Regions from separate parts of the Homo sapiens genome. Here region 1 is linked to region 2. Evidence: read pairs that join two places in POLR2A ChIA-PET (ENCODE). Cell type or tissue: CD4-positive, alpha-beta T cell. All regions are shown on one strand. Links, peaks and the distances in the headings refer to the core of each region. The heading gives the core; the rest is flanking DNA.

Region 1 (5,473 bases), core at 1,209-3,708, 240 kb after region 2:
GTTAAAATATTACATTATATAAATAATATGACTAAACAAAGTGGTATGATGAGATTCTTAGAGAGCAAATGGATTTATTTTATTTTACTTTAAGTTCTGGGATACATGTGCAGAACGTGCAGGTTTGTTACATAGGTATACATGTGCCATGGTGGTTTGCTGCACCTGTCAACCTGTCACCTAGGTTTTAAGCCCCCCATGCATTAGGTCCTCATGCTCTCCCTTACCTTGCCCCCCACCCCCAGCAGGCCCTGGTGTGTGATGTTCCCCTCCTTGTGTCCGTGTGTTCTCATTGGAGAACAAATGGATTTCTTACGCTCTCTTTGTACTCCAGAGCTGCCATACTTTAATTTGGTTTCTAGTTTGGACTGTGGCTATTTTTCCTGGATTTTCTTTATTTTTATTTTATTTTATTTTATTTTTTGAGACGGAGTCTCGTTCTGTCACCCAGGCTGGAATGCAGTGGCATGATCTCGGCTCACTGCAACCTCCGCCTCCCGTGTTCAAGTGATTCCCCTGCCTCAGCCTCCCGAGTAGCTGGGATGCCACCATGCCAGGCTAATTTTTTGTATTTTCAGTAGAGACGAGATTTCACCGTGTTAGCCAGGTTGGTGTCGATCTCCTGACTTCGTGATCTGCCTGCCTTGGCCTCCCAAAGTGCTGGGATTACAGGCGTGAGCCACCGCACCCGGACCTTTTCCTGTATTTTCTGTTTTTTTTTTTTTTTTGAGATGGAGTCATGTTCTCCGTCTCATCAACAACAACAACAAAAAATTGATATAATAAAGTTATAATATAGTTATTACTTTGAATATTAGTCTTTTTTCGTAAGACTATATGCATCAATTGTTGTTATCTCCAGATATAATCTGATTTGTACTTTTAATGTGAGTAAGTTGCTTTTCAGTAAATATCTTCTTGGAAAATAAAAAAAGGGCTGAAAGATAAATATTCATTATTACGTAGGATAAATGCTTTCCTAACCTTGGTTATTAGTGATATATTAATAGTGATATCCTATTTTTTACACTTTTCTGGACAGTTGAAAATGATAAGTATTAATTGAGATAACACATTACCATAGTATTGTTGGTGTTAGAAATGGCAATAAAAGAAACATCACGGAGCAAACATCAAGTAAAGTATTGTCTGCGTTTTCCTCCTTGATGGATCCAGGACAGCTCCTTACAACTTGGTTGCACATCAGCATAGGAGGCATCTCTGTATATATTAAATACTTACTAAATGATCTTACTCAAAGACGAGCCTGTAGGTATGTTCTAGGTGACTCTAAATCTCTAAATTGGATTTCAGCACTTCTCTTAATTTTTTCCCTTATAGCTAGTGGTAATATTTGCTATGAAGGTACTTAGTGTATTAATAAAGTAGGAAATTTAGCCAGTTTAAAAGGTCTAAATTATAGAATTAAATAAATTGCAATAGTATTAATTAAGGGCTTATTATAATTTATTAACTTTCATTTGCTTAATAAAATTTCATAAAAACCTAAGTAGTCTTTTATAAATGTGGAAAGCTAGTTCCTTGATAATAAGTTAAAATATAATGTATAACTAGTCAATTCATAATGTTACTGTTTTGAGATTGTCATAAATCTAAGAGGTGATTTTTATCATTAAAAGCATTTTGATGAAAATGTTCCATGCTCGTGTTACTTTATTCTACTTTTTGTATTAGTATCTAACAAACTGAACTTTCATGTTGTATTCTCTATGTGTAACCAGTTTTGGCTTTCAAATAACTTTTTCCCTTAGTTTTCTTTGTACTGACTTTGTCCTTTGAATAATATTTTTCTTATATTCCATGAAATGGTTTATTTAGATGAACTACAGTGTCGGTATTTGGTAATGCCAGGATAAAGATTTTGTGTCTATGAGTTGTCTCACAAGATAGCTTAATTCTGCTGAGCAAAATATACTTTAGCAACATAAAGATTGTGAACTTGGTTATGCTGTAAGATGTGATTCTTGTTATCTAGTCAAATTTAACAAGTTGTTACAGAAAACAATTTACATTTTTGAGTGTTTATCTAAGTCCAGGGGTCTTTTCTTCTCCTTTATTTTGTGCATGCATGTGTTTTTTTTTGTTCATTTTTTATTCACAAAATGACTTTAGAAATAAGTTATAAAATGATTAGGAGAAAGAAAATGACAGTATGATTTCCTGTTTACTACCCAGCAGCAAGCTTTTTCCATAGAGAGTAAAGAGCTGTGGTAGTGACTGTGTAAACCACATGGTACATTAGAGAAGCTCACTTTGACTGTTGAGGTTATACATGGAGAGTAAACATAAGAAAATTAAATTTATTTTCTAATGGTATTGAAACTCTGAGATTTAACTAATGTATTTACAATACTGTGAAATTAGCTTTTCTTAGAGTTTCAATGTATTATTTTTGAAAGTTTCAACCAATAGAACCACATGGAGCAAACCATCAAATAAGCTTTCATATACATTTTGAAGTTATTTATAGAATTGTAAAGTTGCTGTTACACACACACTTGCTCCTTCTCAATCAACAATCAAGTTTTATGTATTGATTTTGTAAGTTGAAGTCTCATGAAATTCACTTATTAATGTTAGTTTAAAGATTTTCTACATAGATGGTCAAGTTATCTGCGAACATCCACAGTTCTGCTTTTTCCTTTCCAATCTTTATGCCTCTGATTTCTTTTTCTGATCATATTTCACTGGATAGGACCTCCAGTACATTGTTGAATAAAAGTGGTAAGAGTGGATATTTTGCTTTATTGCTCATCTTATTGGGAAAGCATTTATTTTACCACTTAAGTATCACATTAGCTGTTCCTTTTCTGTTGCTGCCCTTTATCAGGTTGAAAAAATTCCCTACTATTCCTAGTTCGGAGAGTTTTTATCATGAGTGGTGGTCAGTTTTTTCTAAAGATTTTACTGCTTCTATTGAAATGGTCATTTGATTTTTTCCTTTTATTCTCTTAATATGGTGAATTACTTTCATTGCTGGAATAAATTCCATTTGGTCATGGTGTATTTAAAAAAATATATTACCAATTTGGACTTACTGATATTTTGCTAAGGGTTTTTTGCATTTACAAGAGTATTGATCTGTAAATTTCTTTTCAGTTTTGATACAGTGGTTATGCTGGATTCATAAAATAGGTTGGGAAGCACTTGTTTCTCATAAGGTGGATTGTATTTTTTCTTCAGTGTTTGACAAAATGTATCAGTGAAGCCATGTGGGTTGGAGCTTTCTTTGTGGGAAGATTTTTGATGATAAATGAGATTTCTTTAGATACAAGGCTATCCATATTTTCTATTTCCTCTTGTGTCATTTTTGGTAAATTGTATTTTTTAAGGATTTCCTTTTCATCCAAGATGTTCGTCTAAGTTACTGGGTGCAAAGTTTTTAATATTCCCTTATCCTTATTTTTATTTTTTTAGTAGAGCCAAGATTTGCTCCATTGCCCAGGCTGACCTTGACGTCCTGGGCACAAGTGATCCTCCCACCTTGGCCTCCCCGAGTGCTGGGATTACAGGCTCCCTTATCTTTTGAATGTCTGTAAGATCTTAGCGATATCTCCTTATTAAATCCTGATATTGGTAAATTATATACTTGCTCTCTTTTTTCCTTTGATAATCTTGCTAGGAGTTTATTCATTTTATGAAATCTTTTTTTTTTTTTTTTTTGAGATGGAGTCTCGCTCTGTCACCAAGCTGGAGTGCAGTGGCGCAGTCTCAGCTCACTGCAACCTCCGCCTCCTGGATTCAAGTTGATTCTCCTGCCTCAGCCTCCTGAGTAGCTGGGATTTACAGTCATGTGCCACCATGCCTGGCTAATTTTCTACTTTTAGTAGAGACAGGGTTTCTCCATTTTGGTCAGGCTGGTCTTGAATTCCTGACCTCAGGTGATCCACCCGCCTTGGCCTTCCAAAGTGCTGGGATTACAGGCCTGAGCCACTGCACCCAGCCAACTTTTTAATGATTTTTTAAATGATCCATTATGTGGTCTTATCATTTGGTCTGTCTGTATTTTATTTTTTGGGGGTATAGTGTTATAAATATCTAGTCAAGATGATTGGTAATGGGTCATAGTCTTCTATGTCTTCACTGACTCGTTTTTTTTTTTTCCTCTAGTTCTGTGACTCAGTGTTATAGTCTCCAGCTATGATTGTGAATTTATCTGTTTCTCTCTTTAGTCCTACCTTTTTAATTTTATATATTTTGAAGCTCTATTATTAGAGGCTTTTTTGTTGTTATATCTTCTTGATGTATTGCTTCTTTTATCCTTATGAAATGTTCACCTTTTTCTCAAGTGACACTCTTTATCTTGGAATTCAGTTTGTGTGATATTAATATAGTAACTCCTGATTTTTTATGATTAGTGTTTGCATCTTGTATCTTTTCAACTGTCCTATTATATTTAGTCTTTGTTTTGTATTTAAACTGTTTCTCTCGTTGACAGCATATGTTTGGGTCGTGTCTTTTTTAAAAAATCTAATTTGACAATCTTTACCTTTTAAATGGGAGTTTTTAGGCCAGTCATATTTAATGTAATTATTGATATGATTGAGTTTTCTGTTTGTGTCATGTGTTCTTTGTATCTTTTCCCTATTTTTTTGCCTTTGTTAGGATTTAGTATCTTTTCAGTATCCTATTTTATCTCTCCTATTGGCTTGTTATTTATGTGTCTTATTTTAAAGCAATTTAAAAATTTATAGTTAATGTTATTGTTGGTGTGGTTGAACTTAGGCATACTGTTATTTTTTTAAAAAAATACCTCTCTTCATACTTTCTTATCTTCTTTTGAGTTAATTGAATTTTTTTCAGTATATTCCACTAACAGTATGCATTCTCAACAGGAGTGGTAATTCTCCTATAGGGCAATCATAGGTTCTTGGAAAAGGGTACAGAATATCCTTTTATATTACAATTGTTTGTGGCTCTCCAATCACATTATATAAACAGATATATCTTTGGTATTAAAATTTCTTGGTGGGGACCGAAGTGATTTAGAGGGAGTTTTCTAAAGAGGCTCCTTAGGTGAGCCAAGGAAAAACCTTTGATAAACAGTTCTGTCATCATTTTAGCTTGCATTGCTTTTTTAGGTATTGTTCTAAGGTAGTGGAATACAGAATACATGTACAGGTTTGTTATATGGATAAATAACATGTTGTAGGGGTTTGGTATACAGATTATTTCGTCATTCAGGTAATAAACATAGTACCCTATAGGTAGTTTTAAGATCCTCACTTTCTCCCACTCTCCACCCTCAAAATACATCCTCAGTGTATACTCTCTAAAGTACAACCAGGGTGATTTTGGTCCCCAGAGGACATTTGGCAATGTCTGGAGACATGTTTGAAATGATGTGGGGGTGGGATTGCTACTGGCATCTAGTGGGTAGAGGCCAGATATGCTGCTGAATGTTCTATAATGGACGGAATAGTATCCCATGGCAAAAAAATTTCCAGTTCAA
Region 2 (5,473 bases), core at 1,931-4,430:
ACAGCCACAGGCATGAGTGGGCCCTGGAGAAGGCAGCACACGAGAAGAGCCATTCAAGTTGCAAGTACCAATCCCAGTGGCGGTGCAGAAACAGGGGAGGAGGTGGGAGACTCGTGGGGCAGTCAGGATTTCCAGAGATGCCAGGAAGGACTTTGCAGGCAGGGAGAAGGTGCTGAGTGCAGCAGGGCTGTGGGCTGTTTTATTTCCCTCCCTAACCTTCACACTCAGTCGCTCCCATCCCACTAGCTCATTCACTCTTCTCCACATCCCCGTGTTCACAGCAAAGCAGCCTGTGGGTGGTGCAGAAGATGGAGAAGTCGTGAGAATAATAGCAACAATAGCAATAGTAATAGCTGGCATTTTTACGGAGGGTTGCTGTGTGCCAGGCACCAAGCCAAGCCCTTTCTCACTTCCTCCTCAACTACGAGGGGGTGGGGAGGGGGCCGAGGGAGCTTCTGCTGTAATAGCCTCTCCGTGAGGACGGGAGACCGCAGAGGGGCTGCTCACGTGCCGACGCGCAGGGATCTCTGGCCCGCACCGGACCTGGGCTCTCCCAGCCCCACCGCCGTGGAATCTGAGGGACTTCACGCTTCTGGGAAAGGAACAACAAAGAAGGCATACACAGAGATTTTGTGCGATTCAGAAAGACTCCAGAGAGTAACAGGCCAGCTTCCCTCCGGTATTGGAAGCTACTCTATGAAACTCAAACTCATAGGCCAAAACTGCATGCTTTTTTCAGAAGGCCAAAGCAAGTCCACCTCAGCTCAGAGTATGCCAAGCTTCAATTAAATGTAAACGGATCCCTTAATGCATAGAAGAGACAAAATAGGGCTGAGGCTGCATGCTGCATTGAGTCCACATGGCACCAGGGAAGTCTGACCCCTGGGAAAGGGCACGTACAGGTTGGCTGCAGGTGCCCGGAGCATGTAAATAATTGGAAATAATGGGGCTCCAGTAGGTACCATCAAATGCGTGAATGGGATTATTCCTAGCACTTCTGCGAGCCACAGATGACTTGCGCCATCTCCTTTACTGTGCTGAGTAGCGACAGATGGCAGAAGGAGAGTTGGGCAAAACCAAGTCTCGTCTCCCCACCATTAACAAGCTGTGTGACCTTAGGCCAGGCACTTAACCTCTCTGGGTCTCAATTTCCATGCTTTTATAAGGCTGAGGAAAGCTCAATTCCCTTCTGGCTCTAAAATCCCTCTTCACCCCTTCTCACATGAACTTTTGGAATTGGCCACGGAGGCCAAAAGAAGCCGTGGCTGCATGCTGGTCTAGACTGAACAACAGACACCCCAGCAGGCAAAGCCTCGTGCAACATGCCAGGGTGTTCCTGAAATCGTAGAGGTAAATCAGCTGATTGAAAACTATATCATAAAAGTTATGGAAGTCTCACTCTGTCGCCCAGGCTGGAGTGCAGTGGCCCGATCTCAGCTCACTGCAACCTCCACCTCCTGGGTTCCAGCTATTCTCCTGCCTCAGCCTCCCCAGTAGCTGGCATTACGGGAGCATGCCACCACGCCCAGCGAATTTTATATTTTCAATAGAGACAGGGTTTCACCATGTTACCCAAGCTGATCTCGAACTCCTGACCTCAGGTGATCCGCCCACCTCAGCCTCCTAAAGTGCTGCACCTGGCCCCTTTAATCTGTTTCTTAACTTGATTTTCCACAGGTGGATTTAATAAGCTTCAGAGTCAGCTGATCTAGGTTGGAACCCTGGTTCCTGGAAAAATTACTCTCTCAACTTCAGTTTCCTTATCTGTAAAATGGTGTTAGTGCCTACCTTGAAACTTTGTTAGGGAAGCTAGCAGGAATTTATGTCGAGTGAAGCAGAGTACGTTAAACATGAGGTGCTCGCCTCATATCAGCTTTTTTGCACGATCCTCAAAGCAAAACACATGTTCATGTGTACTTGCCTTTTTCTCTGTGGTCTCTTTTAGGTCCTCCAGGACAGGGACAATATTTTTATTCTTGGTAAACCCTATAGTGCTTTGCACAACACTTAGTAGAATAAGTGAATTCATCAATGAACGAAATTACTCTTTCGTTTTTCCCTAAGGTTCTGGTCTCTTTTAGGTCCTCCAGGATAGGGACAATTGTCATTCTTGGTAAACCGAGAATAAAACTTTTCTCTCTGATCTCTTTTAGGTCCTCCATGATAGAGACAATTTTTATTCTTGGTAAACCCTATAGTGCTCTGCACAATACTTAGTAGAATAAATGAATTCATCAACGAACGAAATTACTCTTTCGTTTTTCCCTAAGGTTCTGCCTTCCAGAGTTCACACCATCTCACACTTCATTGTTTCTCCCTTCCTCACAGCCAACATCTCTTCCGGGTGGTAGGTTTAAGTCAGTCTCCGGTCGCCGTTTTTGCAAGTCTTAGAGACTGGCCCTTTTAAAAGAGGATTCCTGACATTTGCATCTTGTGTCAGAACACATGCATTTGCATACGTTGGAGAACCTTGAGGCTCCAGACAGCCTGAAGTTAGAAAGTGCTCAGAAGAGCAAGGCAAGCCTCCCCCAGGAGGGTAGGAAGTGGTAGGCACTTACAGTTAGTGCCAGCCAACTCCTTAATGTCCCAGCCAAATTCCTGGGATGGCCAGTCCCAGGAAACCACATGTTTTTATGCTCAAGCTTGTAAAACATTGTCGTAAGTAAATCAAATTTTTGTCCTGCCCTCTCTGCTTACCAGACCAAGAGCAGTGATTATGAATGGCAAGTGGCAAGAAACGGGGTGGAGAAAAACATCACCAGTGAAGACGGAAATGTGTCTGAGAGGTAGGACGGGGGTGTCTGCTTTCTCAGGGAAGCTCCAGCTTCTGTTCCACCTCCTGGGAACCTGCCTGTGTGTCCTAATGTCCACCTAGCCCGGATGAGACTGGACAATCAAATTCATGCTCCTCCCGCTCTCCCTCACTTTACCTGTGGGGGTGTCAAAGCCAGAGAGTGAAGCCATTAAATCAGTGCAACCAGAAAATTCATGAGCTCAGAGAGGGCGGGTTGCCTGGTAGAATTAGTAAACTTCATGAGGTGAGAACCACATTTCCGTTCAGCTCAGTGTTCGCGGTGCGAGACAATGCCTCGCCCACTCGAAGTGTTTGTTGAGGGAGTGGATGCATAGATGCAGGAATAAACCAGTGAACGAACACATCGCAGCCGGCAGTAAACTCAGCAAGCCCTTCAGGTTCCCTTTCAAGGCGCTAAGACTACCCGTTTTGCAGCCTGGGCTACTTAGGGGTAACAGGTGAGAAAATATCTGTTGAAGTTTCCAGGACAGTGGAGAGGGCAATGCGTGGGCAGGTCCCAGGAGAAAAAAAAGGCTGCAGGTGGGGTGGAGCCAGCCGTGCAGGAAGCAAGTGGGAGAGAAGTAGGAGGTGGGTGCAGCTGAGCGCCCGGGGAAGCCCCTGCAGGAAGGGACGTTGGTCAGGCAGGAGGAAGGAGGAGGAAAGAGCACATCACATCTGTGGTGCCCAGGTGGCCACCCAGAGCCCACTACGCCACATAGGCTGTCATTTAATTCCTTCAAGAGCCCTGTGATTTCAGTATTATTATCTCCATTTTATGTCGGAGAAAACTGAGGCTCAGAAATAGTAAGAAACACAACCAAGGTCAAGAAGCTGGAAAGTGGAATAGCGTTGGGAATTCAACCAAGGTTTCGCCAATTTCAAAGCCAATATTCTTTCCATCCTCCTAGCACTGTCTCCTGGGAAAAATTAATGTGAGGGATACGTATCACATTGATACACATCATCCAATGATACCCTGCCTCCACCCTGCCGCCAGCCACCCAGCCCCATCAGTCCCCAAGTCCCGTTGACTTGTTTTTTCTAAGTTTGACTGGGACCCAAACCCTTCTTTCCATCCCTGGCTGGGCTGCTGCCTCAGCCCATTCCTCCATCACCTGTCACGTGGACCACAGCGGTCCTCTCCTGACAGGCCAGCCACCCTGCTTGCATCTCACATGGCACATCCACAACCACAGTGTTCTTTCTGGAGTGCAAAATGGAATGTTTTTCTCCTGCTCTAGGATGAGGCCCAGATCCCCTAGGTCCTGGCCTGGCTGACCAGCCCAGTAGCATCTCTCTCAATTGGATGGTGATCCCCAAAAAGATATGTCCACACCTAACAACCGGACCCTCTGAATGTGACCTCATTTGGAAAAAGGGTCTTTGCAGATGCCATTAAGTTAAAGATCTTGTGATGAGGAGATCATCCTAGATTACCCAGGTGAGCCCTAAATCCAATGACAAGTGTCCTTTAAGAGGCAGAGAGAGACCTGGTGCGGTGGCTCTCACCTGAAATCCTAGCACTCTGGGAGGCCGAGGCGGGAGGATCACTTGAGGTCGGGAGTTCGAAACCAGACTGGCCAACATGGTGAAACCCCGTCTCTACTAAAAATACAAAAATGAGCCGGGTATGATGGTGGGTGCCTGTAATTCCAGCTACTCGGGAGGCTGAGGCAGGAGAATTGCTTGAACCCAGGAGGCAGAGGCTACAGTGAGCCGAGATCGTGTCACTGCACTCCAGCCTGGGTGATTGAGTGAGACTCCATCACAAAAAAAAAAAAAAAAAAAAAGAGGCAGAAGAGAAGACACAGAGAGTAGAAGACCACGTGAAGATAGAAGCAGAGATTGGAGTGGTGCAGCCACCAGGAACGCCTGGAGCCACCGGCCACTGGAACTTCAGGGACAAGGGAGGATTCCCGCATGGAGCTTCTGGCGGGAGCATGGCTCTGGCAACCCCTTAATTTTGGGCTTCTTGCTTCCAGAACAATGAGAGAATAAAGGACTGTTGTTAGAAGGCACCCAGTTGCTGGTGATTTGTTTGGCAGCCCTGGGAAACTGATACACCTTTCCCATCGTGCTCTAGCCAGACCCACTGGACTGAGAAAGATCTGACAGTTTCCTCAGATTTGCCCAGTTCTCTGTCTGGTCCTTCGCACATGCTAACTCTCTGCCCAAAACACTGTTCCACCCGCTTATTTACAGGCTGACTCCTCTTCCCCTGCCACTTTCTGAAGAATCTTCTCTGGCACATCAGCCAGGTTGGACTCCACTTACAGCGCGACCCCTCTTTCGGTGCACTTCACTTTTATAACACTCATGATACTTTATGGTCATTTTTGGTTTCATTGTTTCATTGGCTGGTAAGTAAGTTCCATGACGGCAGGAACTGCTGTATCCCCAGGCCCAAGTGTGCAGTAGCCACTTCGTCAACATTTTCCCTCTACCTTAGTTCCATTTCCACCTCTGGCAAGCTTCCCCCATTATGTGAGGAAAGCCCATTTTCAGCTGGAAATACAGGAGCGAACCCATGAAAATGGGGTGAGGAGGGCAAACAGAGAATGAAAGAACTTAGTGTCATCTTCAGCCCTGTGCCCAGTCACCCCCAAGGCCAGCGCTGCTCCTGGGCTTCCTAGCCGTGTGAGTTAATAAAGTCTATTCTTTCTTCACACTAGTCTGTGT

Evidence for each region. Peaks named below come from ENCODE experiments on the same cell type or tissue, not always from the same donor. Only the 100,000 strongest peaks of a DNase experiment are listed, where the experiment ranks them.
Region 1: POLR2A ChIA-PET joins it to region 2 with 6 read pairs; 4 of 35 experiments call an interaction of 5 or more read pairs at or near these places.

Annotation. Positions count from the first base shown.
Region 1 is chr1:243,835,122-243,840,594 of GRCh38, reverse strand. All of the region lies in intron 2 of AKT3 (AKT serine/threonine kinase 3), which reads left to right. Among named protein-coding and RNA genes, the nearest start is that of AKT3, 12 kb to the left of the region's middle. In CD4-positive, alpha-beta T cell, for the core only: no CTCF peak of the experiment used is centred there; a DNase peak (open chromatin) is centred at 2,234; H3K27ac peaks cover 1,782 bases.
Region 2 is chr1:244,072,593-244,078,065 of GRCh38, reverse strand. No RefSeq gene overlaps it. Among named protein-coding and RNA genes, the nearest start is that of ZBTB18, 24 kb to the right of the region's middle. RefSeq lists enhancers at 588-1,088, 3,201-3,250. In CD4-positive, alpha-beta T cell, for the core only: no CTCF peak of the experiment used is centred there; a DNase peak (open chromatin) is centred at 3,075; H3K4me3 peaks cover 1,448 bases; H3K27ac peaks cover 2,209 bases.